Regions from separate parts of the Homo sapiens genome. Here region 2 is linked to region 1. The links are chromatin loops, found by intact Hi-C in ENCODE. Cell type or tissue: dorsolateral prefrontal cortex. All regions are shown on one strand. Each heading gives the region's core, and the rest is flanking DNA. Links, peaks and the distances in the headings are about the cores only. Region 1 overlaps KLHL32 (kelch like family member 32). Region 2 overlaps LOC101927314 (a long non-coding RNA gene).

What was found. A loop is a pair of places that touch in the nucleus more often than their neighbours do. Peaks named below come from ENCODE experiments on the same cell type or tissue, not always from the same donor. Only the 100,000 strongest peaks of a DNase experiment are listed, where the experiment ranks them.
Region 2: a loop joins it to region 1, with 16 times the contacts of the local background. A loop is called at or near these places in 63 of 110 quality-filtered maps.

What each region holds. Positions count from the first base shown.
Region 1 is chr6:97,063,460-97,073,439 of GRCh38, forward strand. KLHL32 (kelch like family member 32) reads left to right here. Exons shown (of 11, transcript NM_052904.4): 5 at 1,169-1,267. Among named protein-coding and RNA genes, the nearest start is that of KLHL32, 140 kb to the left of the region's middle. In dorsolateral prefrontal cortex, for the core only: CTCF peaks have their summits at 4,974 (motif pointing right) and 4,990 (motif pointing right); no DNase peak of the experiment used is centred there; H3K27ac peaks cover 1,542 bases.
Region 2 is chr6:97,389,834-97,399,813 of GRCh38, forward strand. The region is part of intron 1 of LOC101927314 (a long non-coding RNA gene); the gene reads left to right. Among named protein-coding and RNA genes, the nearest start is that of MMS22L, 110 kb to the left of the region's middle. In dorsolateral prefrontal cortex, for the core only: CTCF peaks have their summits at 4,511 (motif pointing left) and 4,710; a DNase peak (open chromatin) is centred at 4,478.

The DNA of each region.
Region 1 (9,980 bases), core at 588-8,587:
TGTTGGGGAGAGCAAAAGGTACTGATACAGATGTAGGTAGATAGGTTGGTAGATTTGGTGGTAAGAGGTTTTCAAAGATCATGAAGTGAAAATCCAGTGGCAGAGAAGGAGTTGGAGGCTTGAGAAAGGAGCGTGCTGAAGTAGTAGAGTGGAGGGGTGAATTGACTAGTGCCTCCCTGTGCATCAGAGCCACTCAGGACACTTGTTAAAAACACTAGTTGCCTCACCCTGAAACTTACTGATTCAGTATGTCTGGGAGGCTCCCAAGAGTTTGCAGTTTAATAAGTTCCTAGGTGATGCCAATGCTGCTGGTCCAGAGACCAGATTCAGGAAGCACTGGGCTGGGGAAATGGGTTAGAATGGAGGGCTGGGGCATCACTAAAGGCCTCCTTGCACCTGGCAGTAATTCATGTGAATTTTGTCAACATGGTCGTGTGCCTTTTTTCCAGCCCTGATCAGCTGCTCAAGAGCTGGCAGCAGTAGGTAGATAATTGGACTTAACAAAGTGAAAAATTGGTATCACCAGGATACTTGGGAGGCATTACCTCTATGTGATGTCTTTGTATTCTGAAAATGCTAGTTGAACCTCCTTTATTTTAAATAGAAAGGATAAGAGAATCTGAGACTGAGAAAGAGGAAAATGGAAGTTTGCGTATGAAGCTTACTGTTGTAGGACTTAGAAGTAAAATGGACTAATATCCACCTCTGGTCTTATATGGCAAGGAGAAACATATGCCCCTTTCCCTAAAATACCTGTTTCTGTGGTCTACTAAAGAGCAAAATTCTGAAATATACTTTGAAAAACTAAAACTCAGTTCTTTTGCATTTTATAAGATTATATCACAAACTGAATTTTAAGAGGGTTATGTTTTTCTTTGAAAATGTTTATACCCTTCTACAAAAAAATAAGTGGTTAAGTGCAGAGCTTCACACACACAAATGGTATCAGCACATGCAGTAAAGAGAAAAATTGGCTGTTAGAGTAAGGGCCACAGCTCATTAATCAGAACAGGAAGAGAAGAACTGACTTCCATAAAAAGGAACAGTGTTAATTGAAATAGAGTACGTAAAGCAGCAATTTAAATATACTATGGTATATCTACATATTAAGCAGCATTATATTTTTAAGTGTAACTGATAGTTTTATTTTTGTTAACAAACAAAACAGATTTTGCTGGAGCCAGGTGTGATCCAGGATGTGCTAGCAGCGGGCAGTCACCTACAGCTGTTGGAGCTTCTCAATTTATGCTCCCACTATCTCATCCAGGTATGTGAGCTTGCATCCTGCTCATACACCCTTCACATTCCTTTCCCCACAGTCATAAGCTGGCCCCCAACAACTGGAGCTGAATGACAGGTAAAGTGGGGGTGGGGTGTGGGCTGTGGTAGTAGAGTTTCTCCAGGACACAAGCTGAGAAGTTCCTAGGAGGGCGGCTGCAGCTCTTGCATCCAATCACAGAAGCAGGAGTCTTCCTCCACTGTCCTGCCCACCTTAGGTCCCCACGACCATTGAGCAGCCGATCAACTCAGTGACCATGCACAGGGTTCCCTGCAGGAGCCGGGGGAGGTGTCGCTAAAAGGAGTCCTAGTCCGAAGCAATATTGTCTGGTTATGGAAATAATCACAAATGCAAGAAAAGTCTAATAGTCATTGAAGATTTCAGTAACAGTATCTAGTAAATCACAAAGTCCTATGTAATTAATTACCATGTGAACTTCCCAGGCAGTAAATGCCGGAGAAGGGATGAGTAATGTGCGTATTCCTCCCTGATTTGCTGGTCAGGAAAGGCCCCATGAGAAGGAGGGAGAGAAAACCCCCGAACACCAAGCACTGACTGTGTGTTCACAGTTGTTTCACATTCAGTCCTCACAATAACTTTGCCCATTTTTATAGATCTAAAACATCAGAGACTCAAAATATATCCAACTTGTCTGAGGCAATATGGCTGGTAGGACGTTCTGATTCCAAAGACCATTTCTTGGTTGGATGAAAACTTCTTGTTAGGTAGGAGTCTGTGGGGCATCTTAGGCAGACAGCATGGCTATGAGTCTCTTGGACTTTATAGAGTGTTACTAACTAATTTGCAATTTTAGGATCCTCCCACTTCCCCCACTGGTGTCACCTTCACTTGCATTTATTATAGCATTAAAAAATTAATTTGAAGAAATAATAAATTCATCACACAATTTAATTCCACTATCTTTGTGCATATGACATGATATTAGTGAGCAGAAAAGTTTTGTTTTCCTGCCCAATTACTTTATTTTCCTTTTAAATCACTTTCTGTAATTTTAAATGTATACTTTTATCATTGACTTCTGTTACCTCTTAGGTAGTTTACAAAGCTCTTTCTCATCTAGCATCTTATTTAATCTTCCCAGCAACCCTGGAAAATAGGAACCAGCACTTCCCAGGGAGACAGTGTGAGGAAGGTCAGCCATGTTCACCTGAGGAAAATTCAAATACAGTTTATGGAATTCTTATGATTATTTGAGCACATTTAATCTAACAGTAAATGGTTAATGATTTTTTTTTACCTTATTTTCCTTTCTTTTCCTCTCAATATTGTTACGTGGTATAGGAAAGCTATTTTTAATCCCTTTCTGCCTGTAGCAAATGGGAATCATGTAGAAAGGTTATAAGACTTCAAAAGTGTGTGTTTGACTTGTGAAATTAAAATTACTTTTATTTGACATTTCTACATCAAATATTGCAACTTGGGCTTTACGCATCATCACCTGATTCACTTTCCCCATGGCAGATAGTAATCAGTGATGCATGCTGACACAGTTTGGTTAGAGCGTTAGTTATCATGATGTACATTATAAATGGTGTGTATATGCAGGGGTGTGTGGGTATACCTAAGCCTATAATTTTCTGTAAGTGAGAATTCCAGATGAACATTAAAGGTCCATGGGTATTTTCCTCTATCCCATCAGATGGGTGATCTGTTGAGATACTAAGTGACTTGTATACTTTGGAATTTAACTTCTGCATTTCATTATTGTGCTGAGGTAAAAGTGTAGCATGCATACATGCTTGTGGACCGTTATTATTCAGGCTTCTTGAATAGTGGTTGAAATTTTCACTGACTTTTCACAAATGTTTTCATTTTGTCATGTAACTTTACTTTTTCTTTTTATCTGTGATTATTGCAAGATGTCAAACTTGTAGAAGGAAATTTTGACTATATGAGTATCAAAATCATGTCGACGTAGAAACCTTCCTTATTTCAGCCTTTAAAAAATATATATACCCTGCTTCTCTCTTAGGATTATAAAAATCACAGACTGGGTCAATTCAATCTACTTTTATATTTTGATATAGTCTCCATAGCTATATCTATTTGCTGTGTTTTGGTAATATTGTTCAACTGATTTTTAATTTAATGTGGGACTATTTCATTGAGTATATAAAAATAATATTTTATTAATGTGAAAAATTCCCAGTGCTTAAAATGTACCCAGGAATTGTGCCCCTTCAATCAATGCTGATATATTCTCTATCTTTGTGTGGTACTTTGTCAACTAGGAGTTTTTGAAACCGCTCTCTTCACTAAGATGTCTGGTATTGTTTTGTTGTTCTTAAAATGCCATTCTTTCTTTGGTTTCTCTGCCAGAGGAGTGAAGGGCAGACCGGCTCAAATATACCATTGCCCTCCAGTGCTCACTACAAAGCAGCTCCAAGGGAAACCGTTGGTGGAAGCTCCCTGAGCCTCACCATCCTGCAGTTCCTGTGAACATGTAAATGGTGCTGCTGCCCTCCTGAAAAGGAAAGGGATACCTGGCACTGTGTGGGCTCCTTTCTCTTTCATTTCCTCTGGCAGGCTGCTGAGAAAAGGAACCCCACATGGCAGGAGCAGTGCTCCTCTGTGTCAATGAGGACAGCTATTTAATTAGCCCCCTAATTAGCCTTCTCACAGGTTCTCAAAGCATGTGTGTGGGAAAAAGGAAAGCTGGGCAATGTATTTAATGCTAATTGATGGGGGGGTGCCTTTCTTTAGGCTCCCATTAATCTTGTCTATAGGTTACAGTACCCTCCTGAGCAGTCTGCTTGTTTCTAGCCTCAATCTGTGGTAACCCATGGCCCCCAGACCATCACTATCTTTCCCAAGAAAGGGAACCACATATATTGAGGGCCTATCCATGCTGAGTGTTTTGCAGGGACTCCCATTTCCACTGCTAAGTCACCCCTTAACACTGGTGGGTGTTGTTTTCTTTTTACAGATGGAGAAACTTAAATTCAGAACTAGGATGTTGATCTGGCTTGAAAACTTTCATTAGCTACCCTGATCATCATTCAGGTGCATTATTTCTCCCACAAAAGTCTTTAGCCTCATCTTCAAGGCCAGGCCTGTTCCTCCCTGGCTTCATCTCCAGCCACTGTGCCTTTCCTAGCCTGCTTTGTTCTGGGCCCTAAGGCAGAGTTTTCATATTGGGACTTGCCATTAGGGGAGAAGATTCATTGGTAGATATCCTCAGTGGCGGGCAGAGCCTCTCAGTCCCCTTTAGATTGTACCAAGGGGTAGGAATGGGGAAAACTTCATACAGACACACACACACACACACACACACATACACACACCATCACCTCTGCTGATGCACAATGCCATAAGATCAGGAATATTGGCAACTGAATTTTGTGTTACATCTCCTGCAAGTGATGCATCAGAAGCTTTGATGAAGATGTCTCTTTTTTGCCGTTACCTTTCCAAAAAAGAAAAAAAAAAGTTTATACATTTTGTATCACCTTGCCCAAGCATATTATATTGTTTTATTAACAACCATTCTTTATGTGCACCAAGTATCATTGTCTTTTTAATAATATGCAATTTAAATGTATTGATAAACAGAACCATCATGTAGACTTTTCAAATAAAACCACCAAAGTACTGAATACGCAACTCCCTTTTTGATAGGAATATAGGTTTAATATCTATTGCTAGACAGCAGGTGGCAGTGTGAATCCACCAGAATTCAGTAGTTAATTTAAAGCAAAAATCAGAAAAAATAATGAAAAGAAAAATTATTTATTTTGCTACATATTAGTCTTCTGACCTAATCAGTAAAAAAGTCATTATTCACACCACACTGGGCAATATGCACTGTAATTTTTAACAAATAATAGGAAACTGTTAATGTGTTCACAGGAAATACAGTTTTGTCTTGGGCTGCTGTGGTCATTTATCAGCACACTTTGTGAAATCACTCATTTGTTCTAATTTGAATGTAAATGACTCTAAGGTTTTACAAATAAGGTGACAGACTCACATAAATGTAATTGCAGGGTTCATCTCCCTCTTTTTATATATCACTCATTAGGTTATGAATTAAATACATCGTATTAAACCAGGGGCATGTCCAATGATGATATTGTAATGGCAAATTACTCTATGCTATTAGAGGTGTATTTTTTATTCATGGACATTAATTTGTCATTAAGCGGCATTAGTTTAGCACTTTTATGTGAAAGACGTGACCTGCAAGAGGAGGCGTGCTGCTGGGATGTGAGAGGCTGGGACGCAAGGGCGATAGGTAGAGCATTTTATCATTGTAAGGGAAACAGAGAAGGGGGGGGTCTGTTGCATTTGTTTTGTTTTCTGTTTTTACAGCATGAAAGATCATTTCCTCAGATTGAAGGCATTGTTCTGTTTACAGCGTGCACATGTGGATCATCGAGTAAAGCAAAGCCCAAATTCTTACTATTCTTCACTCAGAAGCCAAGGAGGAACATAAAGGGAACAGGAGGGAGAAAGGGTCCTGCCCTAAATCTCCTTCTCTGTAACTGATGTTTACTCAGCATCCCTTGTCTTCGTTAAATTTTACACTAAGTGGGCTACAGTGAAAATTAGTTATTTTCTCTCTTCAGTTAAGGTACAAAGGTTTAAAAAATGCTATTCTCTCACTAGGGAGTTAAGGAGAATTCTGGGTGATTTTGTTCCTTTTTTTTTTTTTTTTTGTACCAATGGCAATTTCAGTAAGAAACTATGTTTCCACTTTCAATTCTGAGAAGCACTAGATTCTTGAAATACCTACATCAGGGCTGAAGGTATCTGAGTGCTGTTTTTGCATCATTCTGCACATGGTTTAATGTAGTTGGAAAATGTCTCACCACCTCCAGTTACACTGTGGGGCTTTCGAGCAGAGGGATCACACCTTATACTGATTTTATGCCTTATACCCTCCCTCCCTTCACATCGTGGGAGTTCATTATGTACTGAGGGATTGAAAGGTGCCTCCATTAAGTAATTTTTCTCTGCTTTTTAAATATTAAAATTTATGTTATAGTAGGAAAAATATACTACCAGCCTTTCATTAGTTTTGCCCACTGAATACATTTTTTTGTTAAAAATACTTTCTTCGGGGATTAAATTTGACACTGAGGAGCTCACATATTTTACAGTATTATAATAGATTATCATTTTTAATTAAGTAATACTACAATGACTTATAGGAGGTTATCTCTTCTAAACAATGTATTATTATAATTTTAATTATTAAATTAAGAGTATCACCCAAATACATAATATATAGTGGGTGTTCTGAAGACAATAACTTCTCCTCAAGATTGAGGAGAAGTTATAACTCATGTTCATTTTTCTTCAACACTGAACCATTTTTTCCCACATTAGAGAAGACAAATGATTGTACCAACATATATATTTAATATACTCATAATCAAATGCACTGAGTGCTGTTCCATAGTTCACTAGAGCTGAGGCTTTTGTGTTTGGAGAAAGTTAAAGTACAAAGTTTGGAAAACATATTACAAGTGGTTTAATCTTTTGGATTATTTTTAATCAGCGAAAATGATCAAAAAGGGTGGAAATGTATCAGACCTATTAAATCATAGCCAACTAGTAATTATTTGTTCTAATCAAGAGTATTTGCTATCTGGCATGGGTAATCCAGAATATCATATTTGCCAAATAACATTCATATTTGGCTTTGAAATGCATCATAAGATCTGCAGTAGCCATTTTAGGGTCCCAATTAATTTTTTTCATATGCTATTATGTTGGCTTTTATTCCCTAAGCCCACACTAAAGGATGTCAGGAAGCGACAGCCCAGAGGCACACTGGCTGGCCAGGGAAGTCATTTCAGCATTTTAATCTGTTATATGGATAATGTAGGATTGACTGTATCTTCGTTTGTGAGGATTTTAAAGAGGAGAAAGATTCTCCTGAAAGAATATCTCTTGAAAGAGTTCACTAATAATATTAGTCATTTCAAACCTAAGCTAACTGTTGTCAGCTGGGTGATTTTAAAATCACTTTCAGTATGCATTTTTCTTCTTAAAAATGAAGTGTTTCCAGGATTTTATTCATGCTAGAGTTCAGAATCAATAATCAAAACAAACAAACATCAATCTCACTGAGTTCCATTATTAATACTTGGAAATTGGTGGGGGGTGTGTAAAAGAAGATCTGTGTTTCATTTGAGATATTTATTCTCCCACCCACCCATCTGTAAATATTTCTAGTCATGGTGAAATGTCTCTCCTCTTTCCTGAAGCTAAACCACCTTTCTGCTCCTTATTCCATCAGTTACGCCCTGTGTTTCCTCTGGTTTTGATTTCTCCTACTTTACTGGCACTTTTCTTTCAGTTTATAAATAGGATCAATAAGGCAGGAGACACTCTTCTTCATCTCTCATTACCGCAGCTGCTCCTTGCCCTCACTACCCAACTGTACCCAGTGTCTTCACTCCTTACCTCCTGTTCATTCTTCAGGCCCATTGAACTCAGTGTTCTGCCTTCATTACTCCTCAAAAGTTCTTCCAACAAAGGTCACCAAAGCCTCCTTATTGTCTGATGCAGCAGGCCTTTGTGGTATCCTAAGTGACTCCTCTACAGCATTTAAACACCGGGAGCTGCATTCTTTCCTGCTCCTCTCTTTCTCGGGGCTCTCTCCTATTCTCCTCCTACTCATTTTCAATACCTTTACAAGTGTTCTTCCATTAGCTCCTTGACTGTCCCTCAAAGCATGGGAGCTCTGCATGGGCACCCTTCCCTTCTGCTCACTATCACTCTCTTTCATGCATCTGGGGAGGGTTACTGACTCCAGCCCTCTCTCCTGAGCTCCAGCCCTGTATGTTCAGCCAGCATTTCACTTGATATGCCACATGCTGCCCAAATTCGCCTTTGCCCAGTCTCACACACCTGTTCCTCCTCATCCTCCCTGTCTTTGTTAAGGGACCATCATCTTTCTAGTCACTCAAACCTTGGCATAATCTTACACTCTGCCAAGACCTCATGAATTCCACTAAATAGTGTTGGTTTAGCCATTTAAATCTTTCTCAGATATGCTACCTTCTCTTTCTCCTCCTTGTCATTGACGTCATTCGGGTTGGGACTATTTTTCCTGGACTGCCCTGCAATAACTCAGCTGCGCTCCCTGCCTGTAGTCTAATGCTAATCAACACTGGACAATCTAAGTTATTTGTCTGGTCCACAAAACAATTTCTTTCCCTAAAATCCAAGCTAGCTTTCCATCTTTTGGTTGCAGAACCATGTCCTTTCTATTTCTTGTCTCTATAATGTACCCTATTCTGACTGTACCCCATGGACAGCTTGTCTTAGCTCCAGGCCAGCTGCCTAGTCTACACTTCGGCTTGGGTATTTCTCAGGCACATGACCTCTCTGAGTGTGAACCCAAGCCAGAAAACCAGGAGTCATCCTAGAATCTCCCATCTCCTTGAGCCCCACATACACTGACACAGAGACCTTTCAGCCCCACCCCCTTAACTTGTTAAATCTCTCTCATTGTCTCTCTTTCCACTACTACTGTCTTCAATCAGATCCACATTACTTATTTTATGGACTAAAGCAACTTCTTGCTAACTGATGAACCTGCTTTCCCTCTTGCCCCATTCCAGTACAGAATTCCAAAATTCTGTTTGATAGATTTTGAAAAGTTTTCTTAATCCATGAAAAATTCTGTTTGATTGATTTTTTAAAAAAATCACAACCTGATCATGTCATATCCTTGCTTAAAATTATTCATTATGATGAATGTGGTTCACATAGTCTTCAGGATGAGGTTCACTCCTTTTAATTTGGTACACAGGGCCTGTCTTTATTATGAAATGTGCTATCTCTTTGGCTTTTTTTTTTTTGACAATTTACTACCCATGTGCAATGCCTGTTCCACAGTCATTATGAACTTTGTGCATTTCCCTGTACCTAATCCTCTTCATACGAAACCTCCTTTTCTGTGAATTATTTTTCCCTCACTTTGTCACCTTCTGAATTCCTATTTAACTTTCAAGTACTTGGCTCACATTGTCTCCTCTTCCAGAGTTGCCTGATCAATCTACTCAGTTGGAATTATATCTTCCTCCTCTTCTTTAATTATGGGCAATCTTCTGGGAGGCCATATTGTTTGTGTTAATTTACTTATCTGTCTCCCCAAGACATAAGTTTATGTCCCAAAGTTGTGTGATGTCGGACAAGTTACTTAACCTCTTTGCCCCCCAACTCCTCATCTGTGAAATACAGATATGGTATCCTATATACAGTCTACCTTTTAGGGATGTTGAAGGATTCAATGAGATAGTGCATGCAAAGTATCTTACAAACACAGTATCCTACATCGGTGAGTGCTCTATAAACCAGAGCCGATATAATGTGGTGCTTCACCTGTGAATTCCTCTATTAATTCCACAGTTATCCTCCTACCCAATCCCCTCACCCCTGTCTTCCCTCATTTCTGGAAATGTCAGCAAATTTTCTGCCTACTTCAAATTGACAACCTATTGGACAAATCTGTTCCTGAAATTTTGGGGAATAATCACCATTCTGTAAAAGATATTCTTCCTCTTAGCCACTTCTCTTTGATTTTGCTGAAATGCATACATTGTTTTTTAGAAGCCACAAATAATTAAATGAACCGTCACTTTCTTTCTGCCTCTGAAATTTGAAAACATCATACTGAAATTGTACTTTAATAAATAATAAAATAATGCTTTGACAAAAGCAA
Region 2 (9,980 bases), core at 756-8,755, 330 kb after region 1:
CTGAACTCCAGCCTGGTGACAGAGCAAGACTCCGTCTCAAAAAAAAAAAAAGGATTGCAAGAGGCAGGAATAAAGGCAGGGATTTATAATTTCGGACCTCATTCACTGCTATAGAAACTTATAAATCCAAACATGATCAAAACTCTTACTTATCAATGGATCATTGATTAATGGTTTGAGGCAGTGGTAATATGTATATTTTGTATTTTCATCTTTGAAGATTGCCATTGAGGTCCCTTTTGGTAAGCTGGGCTCATACTTTAGGTTTATTTTCTGATTCCAGGAGTTTATGTCAACATCAAGGTAAGAATAAAATATATTACATTGAGGGCAATTACACACACACACACACACATACACAATTGTGTGTTTTGTGTAATATAATGCATTTAGGAATTCATGAGTGAGGCAAATGGGTATGGAACAATTTGATGAGTCTGAGATTTCTGGTTTGTGACACAGGATAACCTGAAGAGAAGAGCGGTTCTGAAGGATGTGGAGTTGAAGGGTGGAGAAGATTCAGCATGGACCACTTTTGCTTTGGAAGGTCACTGGGAACCTAGCTTTCTTTTAGGGCTGTCTGATGATCCCAAGCTCAGGACTGGACACAGGTTATACACAGTATGCTAGGGCTTCTGTGGATGAAGCCTAGGCTAGACCCTTGGTGCTGTTCAAACCTCCTTGTTATAGTCTGGTCTAGTTCCAGGGAGGGGCTGGAAACTGGCCCTATTTCTACAGGAGAAGGTTGGGTCTTCTTATTGGAATGATCTTCTATGCCAGTTTTTGTTTCTTTTTTTTTTCAGTTATTGTTTCTACAGGTTGTATTGGCAGCTGGTGGGTTTCTGAGTTAAATATTTTGTACTACTTGTGAGACTGTTGAGTATTTTATGTCCCCAATTACAGATATAGAACTTTATGTACTCAAGTGTATCAGACTTACATATATATAAGCACCTAAGGATAAAGGTGAATGGGTTCTAATTTACAAGTAGTTAATTTGGATCTAAAATTGAGAGACACTCATTTCAGAAAACTTTTAGGACTCAAATTTCAACTGTGTTAGTAAAAGAATTTTGAACTTCAATCAGAAAGTTAATAGGCTTTAATTACCTTTATTTCTCCTTTACTAGCCTTCTTGTTTATTGGATTTGGAAATTTTCTAACTTGTAAGGACTAAGCCAAGATTTTGCTTTCCTCAGGGAGCATTTCCTGCTACATCCTCGTAGTCCGTTTTTCCATCCTCTATCCATCCTTTATCTCTAATCCTGGCCTTCCCACATCATACTGTATTATAATTATATGTTTATATATGTTCTGTCAGATTGTGAGCTCCAGTGGAGCAAGCCCTGTCTTGTTCCACTCTGTCTTCTGGGCACCTAGCAGAATGTCTGCATAAGAAAGAAAAGAAAAGAAAAGAAAAAGATGGTGGATTTAATGAATGCAGCAAGTATTGCTGTCTTTGTTTACATATTAGATTCAGTGACTTCCATCTATACCTCAATTTCTAGAGCTATGACAGGCACATAGGTTTCTTTGTGTTTTCTTTTTTAAAACCGTTAAAAAATAGCATCAAAAAAGCAGCCCTAGTAAAACACTTACTTGCTTAGATCGTATGTTCATGTGAAACCCACACATACATACACACACACACAAACACACCCACTATTTTAAAAAGCATGAAACAAACTAGTTCAGCACAGTGGTCATTTTGATGGGAGAGAGAAGTATGGTCAATGAATGGGCCCTGGGTAGGACTCCCACTATATAGGTAATGTTTTATTTTGATCTGATGATACATAAACATATGCTCATTGCATTCTTTATTCATTTTTGCACATCCTATTTTATGCATATGAATAGAAGGTACTGTAATCTTGAATAGAATCTTCCTATCATAGGACATCTTGTATTAAATGTTTTAAATGAGAATTAGCAGATCTGGGGAACTATAGAGGCTTTTTTGATTTGTTTTACCTATAGGAATTGCATTTTGGACATAGATTTTAATGTTATGTTGAAATAAATCGTCTAATCAACATTTTCCCTAAATATTTTATAAATATGCAAAATTTATCAAAGTGCACTTGTATGTAGATCTTTTGACTATATATATAGTCTATATATATTTATATATTTATGTATATATATATAAAAATTCATATATTATATGTATTTATATACTACATATATAGTTAAAAGATCTACATACATAAATACATGTTTATCTATCGATATAAATATAATAAATATATTACTATATTTATTACATATTAATATATTTATATTCACCAAAGCTGAAGTGCAATAGAGTGATTATAACTAACTGCAGCCTCAAACTTGTGGACTCAAGTGATCCTCCTGCCTTAGCCTCTCGAGTAGCTGGGACCACAGGCATGTGTCACCATGCCCAGCTATTTTTTATTTTTCATAGAGATAGGGGTCTCACTTCGTTGCTCAGGCTGGTCTTGAACTCCTGGCTTCAAGCAATACTCCCTCTTCAGCCTACCAAAGTGCTGGGATTACAGGTTGAGCCGCTACACCCAGCCACTATTTTTATACATAGCTTTAAAAGTTTTGAAAAATTTTCCTGGGGGACTGATATTACTAAATGTCTATCTTTTCATGACTCCTCCATGCATAAAATATAATTAAGGAAATGGAAGGGCTAATTTAATCTGTAAATATTTTAGTAATGATAAGATATTAAAGAAAGCAGAAGGACGAAAGGAAGGAAAGCTGGGTCAGGGCGGGGGGATAAGGAAGACTTCAGGGAGAAAGCAAATGAATTGAGCTTTGAAGAATGAATAAAGGTTTGCCAAAAGGCTGTGGAGTGTGAGGTCAAAAGCATTCCAGACAAGAAAAAATTTCATGCAAAGTTCTAGAGATGTGAAAGGATGAATCATATGATTAGAGAACTTGGGTTAATTAGGAATTGCTGGATTTTAAATTGCAGGTGGAAGACACTATTCAGAGGAAGGTAGAGATCAGAAAACAAAGAACCTTATTTCCTTCTAAGGAATCTAGGCTTTATTTCTAAGTGATGGGAATTCTGAGGACTTTTGAGTGATAGGGCCAGGTTTCTGTGAAGTTAAGTTTAGATTTGTGGGATGAGATCATAGAAGGAAGGGAGTTAGGAGATTATCAAATGTTTGGGGCAGAGATAATGAGGTCTTAGGCTCAGAGCAGAAGGTTGAGGAGAGACAACTGAGAATAGAGGCTTAGAAGGGAGGAGGGAAATGGATGTGGGAGCAAGAGATGGGGAGGGAAAATGACATAGAGGAGCAGAAGTAGGTTAAGGAAGTCAAGCGTCCTGAGAACTCATTATTAACTCATACACATATATAGGCAAATAATGTTTTGTTGCAGACATGTGTTGTACAAAATAGAAAATAGTAAATCTGAATCCCATTCATTGTATAGATACTGATTTTTAAATATATGTCACACAGGCAGAACACACAAAGACATAAAGGTGAGTGGAGATAATTTTCAAAAGGAAACCTCTCAGTAAGGAAAATCACAGGTTGCTTGCTGTTTGATTCAGAATCAAAAGTGTTAATTGAAAATTGTTATTTATATTTCCCTAAAGTCTCATGACACTTTTTTGGTCTACTTATATTAAAATGCGGATAACACAAGGTATGATGAGGTAATTTTTTGCCACTTTCTAAACCTCTTGTTATTCACTCTAGTTGTTTAAGTGTTGAATTTCTTTGTCTTGTTAAAAAGTGTCCTGTTGCTGAATGGTACAAGTACTAGATCTGTTCATTAGTAGCTAATTTTATTTATATTTAAATGAAGAAGTTATTGATGGAAGGAGCAATGTCATAAAGAAAATCGAAGTAAACATTTTATGTATAAAAATTAGATAAATGGTTCCTTTTGAGTGGGAGAAAGAGGGACCAGTCCAGAAAGGAAGAAGGGTACTTCCTTGGCCATAAATGCTTTTCTTATGTTTTTGGTGCCTTGTTACCTGAAAGTAGATTTGAGGAGTGTGAGATGAACAGCATTAGTGGAACCATTAGAGAGGTGTAGGCCACCTCTTTTGCTTTGAGATCTGTTTCTTAAACTGAGAGAATCAGAGGGATGACTAATCCAACTAGGGGGAAATTGATCTTAGATTAAAGAGTCCAGGGTGAAATATAGTAAATTCCATTTTGGGGTCTGTAGAGTTAGAGTAAACTGCTAATTGGACAGCTAATATGTAGTGAGGTAAGATATCAATCATGTATCATAGAATTCTAATTTCTTTTAAAAATTTAAAGTGTATTGATACTTGTTCACATAATAATTACATTTCTTTTTGAAATAATTTTTAAGAAAGAAATTATCTCTGACTAAAATACTGATAATACATGCTTTTAAATCTGTGAGGAATTGGGTGCAAAGAACCAGCAGCCTAGAAAAGAGACTTCTAGATTTGTTGAATGAATGAATGCTTGGATATCAACACATCGAGGTGCTCTGGCTGCTTACACTGCTTCACTGAGCACTACTCCCACCTAGTGGCAATCTACCTGTAGTGCATGGGTATTTTAAAGGAATGAAAACTGAAGTTCTCTGGAAGGGAACTATGTACTTTGACCTCCTGTCAATCATACTTCAACATTATTAAATTTATTGAAGGAAGAAGCCTTGTAACATTCAATTCTGAATTTTCTATAAAAATGTAGTTGAAGATTTTGTTCACCATATTCATGATTCAATGTAGCTTATTTGAAAGAACAGTCTTTTAATAATTCCTAGAAATAAAAAAATAATTTACAAACAAAAAATAATTTACAAATAAGAAAAATATAAATTGCTAATATATGGACATATTTCAACCTCATTAAGTAACAAATAAATGAACATTTGGATACTATTTCTCCCTGTCAAAATAGCAGATTACAAAAAACAATAATATTGTGCTATAAGGAAGAAATGAAGGAAGTATCTTCAATAATTATTATTGGTGGGTGAGCAAATTGGAAAAATCATTTTATTTTAATTTTTAAACTTTTTACTTGTGAATAATTTCAAACTTAAAAAAAGTTACAAGAATATAATTAGTACAAAGAACACCTGCATGACTTTTACCTAGATCTATTATTAATATTCTAACCCATTTGCTTTATAATTACCTTGCAGACCATTTGAAGCTAAGATACAAAAATCGTGACCTCAACACTTCTGTATGTATTTCCTAAGAATAGGGATATTCTCTTACATATCCACAGTACTGTTATTGGCTTTGATGAATTTAACATTAATGCAATGATGTTTACTATCTAATCTACCATTCATTTAATAATTTTGTCAGTTGACTCAATAGTCTTTTATATTGATTTATTCCCCTTCAGTACAAGATCCAGTCTAAGATCAGCTGTTGCATTTAGTTGTCATGTCTCCTCATCCTCGTTTAATCTAGAACTGTCCTGCAGCCCTAGTTTGTCTTTTATGACTTTGACTTCTTTGAAGAGTATAGCTGCTTTCTTTTTCTTTAATACATGATTCTACATGTTGTGTTTGTCTAATGTTCCTCATTAGATTCTGATTATACATTCTTTGTTGAAATGCTTTTTATGTGATGTTGTGGCTTTCTCAAAGTATCACATCTGGAAGCACATGATGTCCATCTGCCCTTCCTTGACAATGTTCATTTCATTTACCTGGTCAAAAGTGGTCTGATTTCTTCATTATGTAATTATTTTTTTTCCCGTGTAGAAACACTTTAAGAACATAAAAATATTCTACTCTTTATAAAATTCTCCTGTAACCTAGTACCTATTGATCATTTTGTTAGTTCCTATCTTTACTGTGATGGTTGTAGAATGCTGATTTTCAACTCCAGTACCCCCTTTACATTTATCACCTGGCCCTAAGCATTCTATTGTAAGCAAATTGCCTCCCTTCTTTCTTATTTGTCTGTATAGACTCATTAATTCCAATTTTTTAAAATGACTTATAATTCATTACTGTACTCATTGTCCCAGATTTGGCCAGTAGAAGCCCCTTCAAGATGACTCCTTCAAGGTAACAAAGAAAGAAAAATAAGAAAAATGCACATATGTGATCTTGCTTCCTTTTTTTTTGAGACGGAGTTTCACTCTTGTCATCCAGGCTGGAGTGCACTGGCACAATCTCGGCTCACTGCAACCTCCACCTCCTGGGTTCAAGTGATTCTCCTGCCTCGGCCTCCTGAGTAGCTTGGATTACAGGTGCCTGCTACCATGCCCAGCTAATTTTTGTATTTTTTTAGTAGAGACAGAGTTTCATCATGGTGGCCAGGCTGGTCTCAAACTCCTGACCTCAGGTGATCCACCTGCCTTGGACTCCCAAAGTGCTGGGATTACAGGTGTGAGCCGCCGCGCCCGGCCTGCACCTTGTTTTTTAAATCTACCAAAATGTTGTGGAAGTTATTCCATATCAGTTCATAGTGATCTTCCTCATTCTTTTATATAGCAGCATACGTATCACTCCAAGGATTGTCTCTAACAGCAGGATCTTTAAAATGTTTATAGCCATTGATCAAGTAGCTTCAATTTTAGAAATATTTTTTAAAGGAAATTGTCAGAGTTGCAGATAAACGTTTCTATACAAAGATGGTCAATAAAATACCATTTATAATGGTAAAAATTTATGAATGATCTGAAGAGTTTACATTAAAGTAATGATTTGTTTACTATGTCCATGTAATTAAACATTATGTAATCATTAAAAAGGTTCATGTTAAGCAAATCAAACAAATCTCAAAATTATATACTTGGAACTAAAGTAGGTAGAATGCACAGAAAAGAGATAGGAAGGAAATACACTGAAGTGATAAAAATGGCTGTTTCTGAGGGCAGGATTTCTGATTTTTTTTTTAAAAAGTATGTTTCATATTTTTATACTCTCTGATTTATCTTCGGTGTATATATATTCATATTATTTTCAGAAAAGTTGAAATCAGTAATCTAGTGTTATAAGAAGCTTTTCTCCCTTAGAAACTGGAATGCTTCTTCACTGTGAACTATAATAGTCTTTATTATATTGCATTTCTCTTTATGCTCTGGGTGCCAGGAGCCAGGTTTAAAGGTCAAGCACAACAACTTAGAAAGCAGACACTTGAGTTGTCTTTTTCTTAACTTTTTAATATCTGTTTTTTAACCTTATTATGACATCTTGTTGAAAACTATCTCAAATCAGTTTTTAAAAGAGGTGGGATATAAATAAATAGAATCTAAATGAAATTTCTACGTAACAATTGTCCAAAAACTGCTGAGGTAGACATTATGGATACATAATAGATTTAGTTTTAATATTTAAAGTGTCTTATCATATACCATAGTAATAAAATAGTAGATTTCTCTGATGGTTAGTAGGTGGAATCCGAGAGAAATTTACCGATATTTCTATTTTCTGGAAGAATAAAAAAAAAGAAGGAAAAATTAAATCCACGATACTGAGTTGACACTGTAGAAAATCTACTCAAAAGCAGATTTAAGTTGGACCTTAAAAAGTTATATTTTTAGAATAGCAGATGTCTCCATTCAAGATAGAACCCACTTGGTACTTCTGTTCCCAGTCGTCCAACCCTACTAATGTTAAACATATGCTTGCTGACCCGCTCTACTCTTCTCTGCCTAGTACTTAGGAATTGTCTAACCCAAATCTTCCATGTTCTCATTTAAGCCAATTCCTTGTGGCGTTGGCCTCTAAGGACATGTAGAACAATTGTTCTAATTTCCATGTGGTGTTCTTTCATAAAAATGAAGACAATTGTTAAATTCAGCTCCTCTTTCTCTGTCCCACTCTTTCAGAATAAATTTAAATGAGAGATAGTAGATCCTTTTACATAACTATAGGGAAATGAACACCAAATAAAAGTAGCAGGGATTTCTGGATTTTGAAAAATTAGAGTTTATTTTCACATATCCACACAATTTCAGACACAAAAGAATGTCACTTCTTATTCAAAGAATTAAGGAAATAAAATTTTCTCTTTTTTGGCAATCAATTATTTAAAAAGTCTTACAGTAGGACCTTCCCGCCACAAATCTGACTACCTTTATGCTTCAATTTGAGCACTTGTCCTCAGTGGAGACGGAAAGAAGCAGAAGTTACATAACTGAATTAACCTGACAACTCTTACTAAGCTTCTTTTGATTTTTTTCTGTCTTTTAGGATAACAAATTTGGTCCTTTAAACTTGTTCTATAGATATTATTTTCTAACCAATTAACCATATCTGTAGCTTATCTATGAATTGTTTCCAGATTGTTCACATATAGTGATGTGTCACTTAATGTCAGTATATATTCTAAGAAATGTGTCCTTAGGCAATTCTGTCATTGTGCGGACATCACAGGGTATAGTTACACAAACCTAGATGGCATAGCCTACTACACACCTAGGCTATATGGTCTGGCCTGTTACTACTAGGCTATAAACCTGTACAGCATGTTACTGTACTTAATACTGTATGTGATTGTAACACAATGGTAAGTATTTGTGTATCTAAACATAGAAAAGGTACAGTAAAAATATGTATTATAATCTTATGGGACCACTGTCTCATATGCTGTCCATCATTTACCAAAATGTCGTTATTCTGTACATGGCTGTGCTTCCGTTGCCATGCATCTTAAACAAGACACAGTCTATAATCATCAAGCTATTATATTAAATATATGAAAATATCTTCTCACATTTTATGCTGTTTGTGTTACTCAATTTGCTTCTGGACTTGCTTTTATGAAAATGCTACTTTATTACAGATTTCTGTTTTAAGTACACCAATCAGCCTAAGATCACTAATAATCATCATTCAGACTAGTAACCATAATTCAGCATCAGGAGGGGAGAAACTATATTTGTTTTGCTCATGATTATATTTGCGGTACCTGACACACAGAAGACACTTAAATATTTGTAGCTGACCAACTGAATGGGTGAAATTTTCTGTAGCATTTCATAATTGGCAGCACAATTTTTAAACAGAATTTCATTTAATTTTCAAAGCCATTGGCAAGCTTGTTATTATAAGCTGTGGGAACTGGAATTCAAAATAATCTGTGAAAGGTTACTCTTAATCACAAAGTAGTGGGGCTGGGCGTGGTAGCTTGTGCCTGTAATTCTATCTGCTTGGGAGGCTGGGGTGGGAGGATCGCTTGAGCACAACAGTTCAAGGATGCAGTGAGCTATGACTCTGACACTGGAAAAAAAAAAGTAGTGGAACCAATTGTTTACCTACATCACTGTGCTGTGTAGAGGTAGTGTGCACCTTGGAAGATGGTGTGGTCTCAACTTGCAGAACAGCTAAGTTACAATGAGTGTCAGTGTGAAACAGGCCAGGTCAGGCCAATGGGACTTCAGAATGTGGTATAGAAACATAAGCAAAATTATTTTCTCACGTTATGTTGGTTTCTTGGATAAACTAGTGTTTTTGAGCCTATTTTTCTCATCTGCATAATGAGGGTAAGGGTGATATCTATTAACTATTTCACAGAGCATGTCTTATGAGCACAAAGATACAGAGAGTGTGTGAGTTTAAAAGTACTCTGTAGACTGTAAGGTACAATGCCTGTGCTGGGTGGTGGTGGCACTGGTGTTACTGCACCATGTAGTGTGTTCCTCTTTCTTGACCGGAAAAGGTTGGCTAACCCATAATTTAGATAAATGCTCCTCTCACTGACAAGAAGTAGTCAATATATGTGCACAACAAATATAATGTAAACTGTATTTCCAGTTTTAAAAATCTTTCTGTGTTTGGTCCCTCTATCTCACAGGCTGTCACTTTGGTTACCAAACAACCCCCAATCTCCACCCCCACCCCATCATCCCTATCCATTAAAATGAGAAGACTTGCATTGCTTTAGGTGAGGTACCCTGTGAGACCATGTACTTTTAAATATAAATACCATATTTATTAGATATTTGATAATGCTACTGCATTCAATGTTGTTTGTTTCTAGGTATATCTTAAGGTATCAGTGATGATCTATATATTTCTTAACA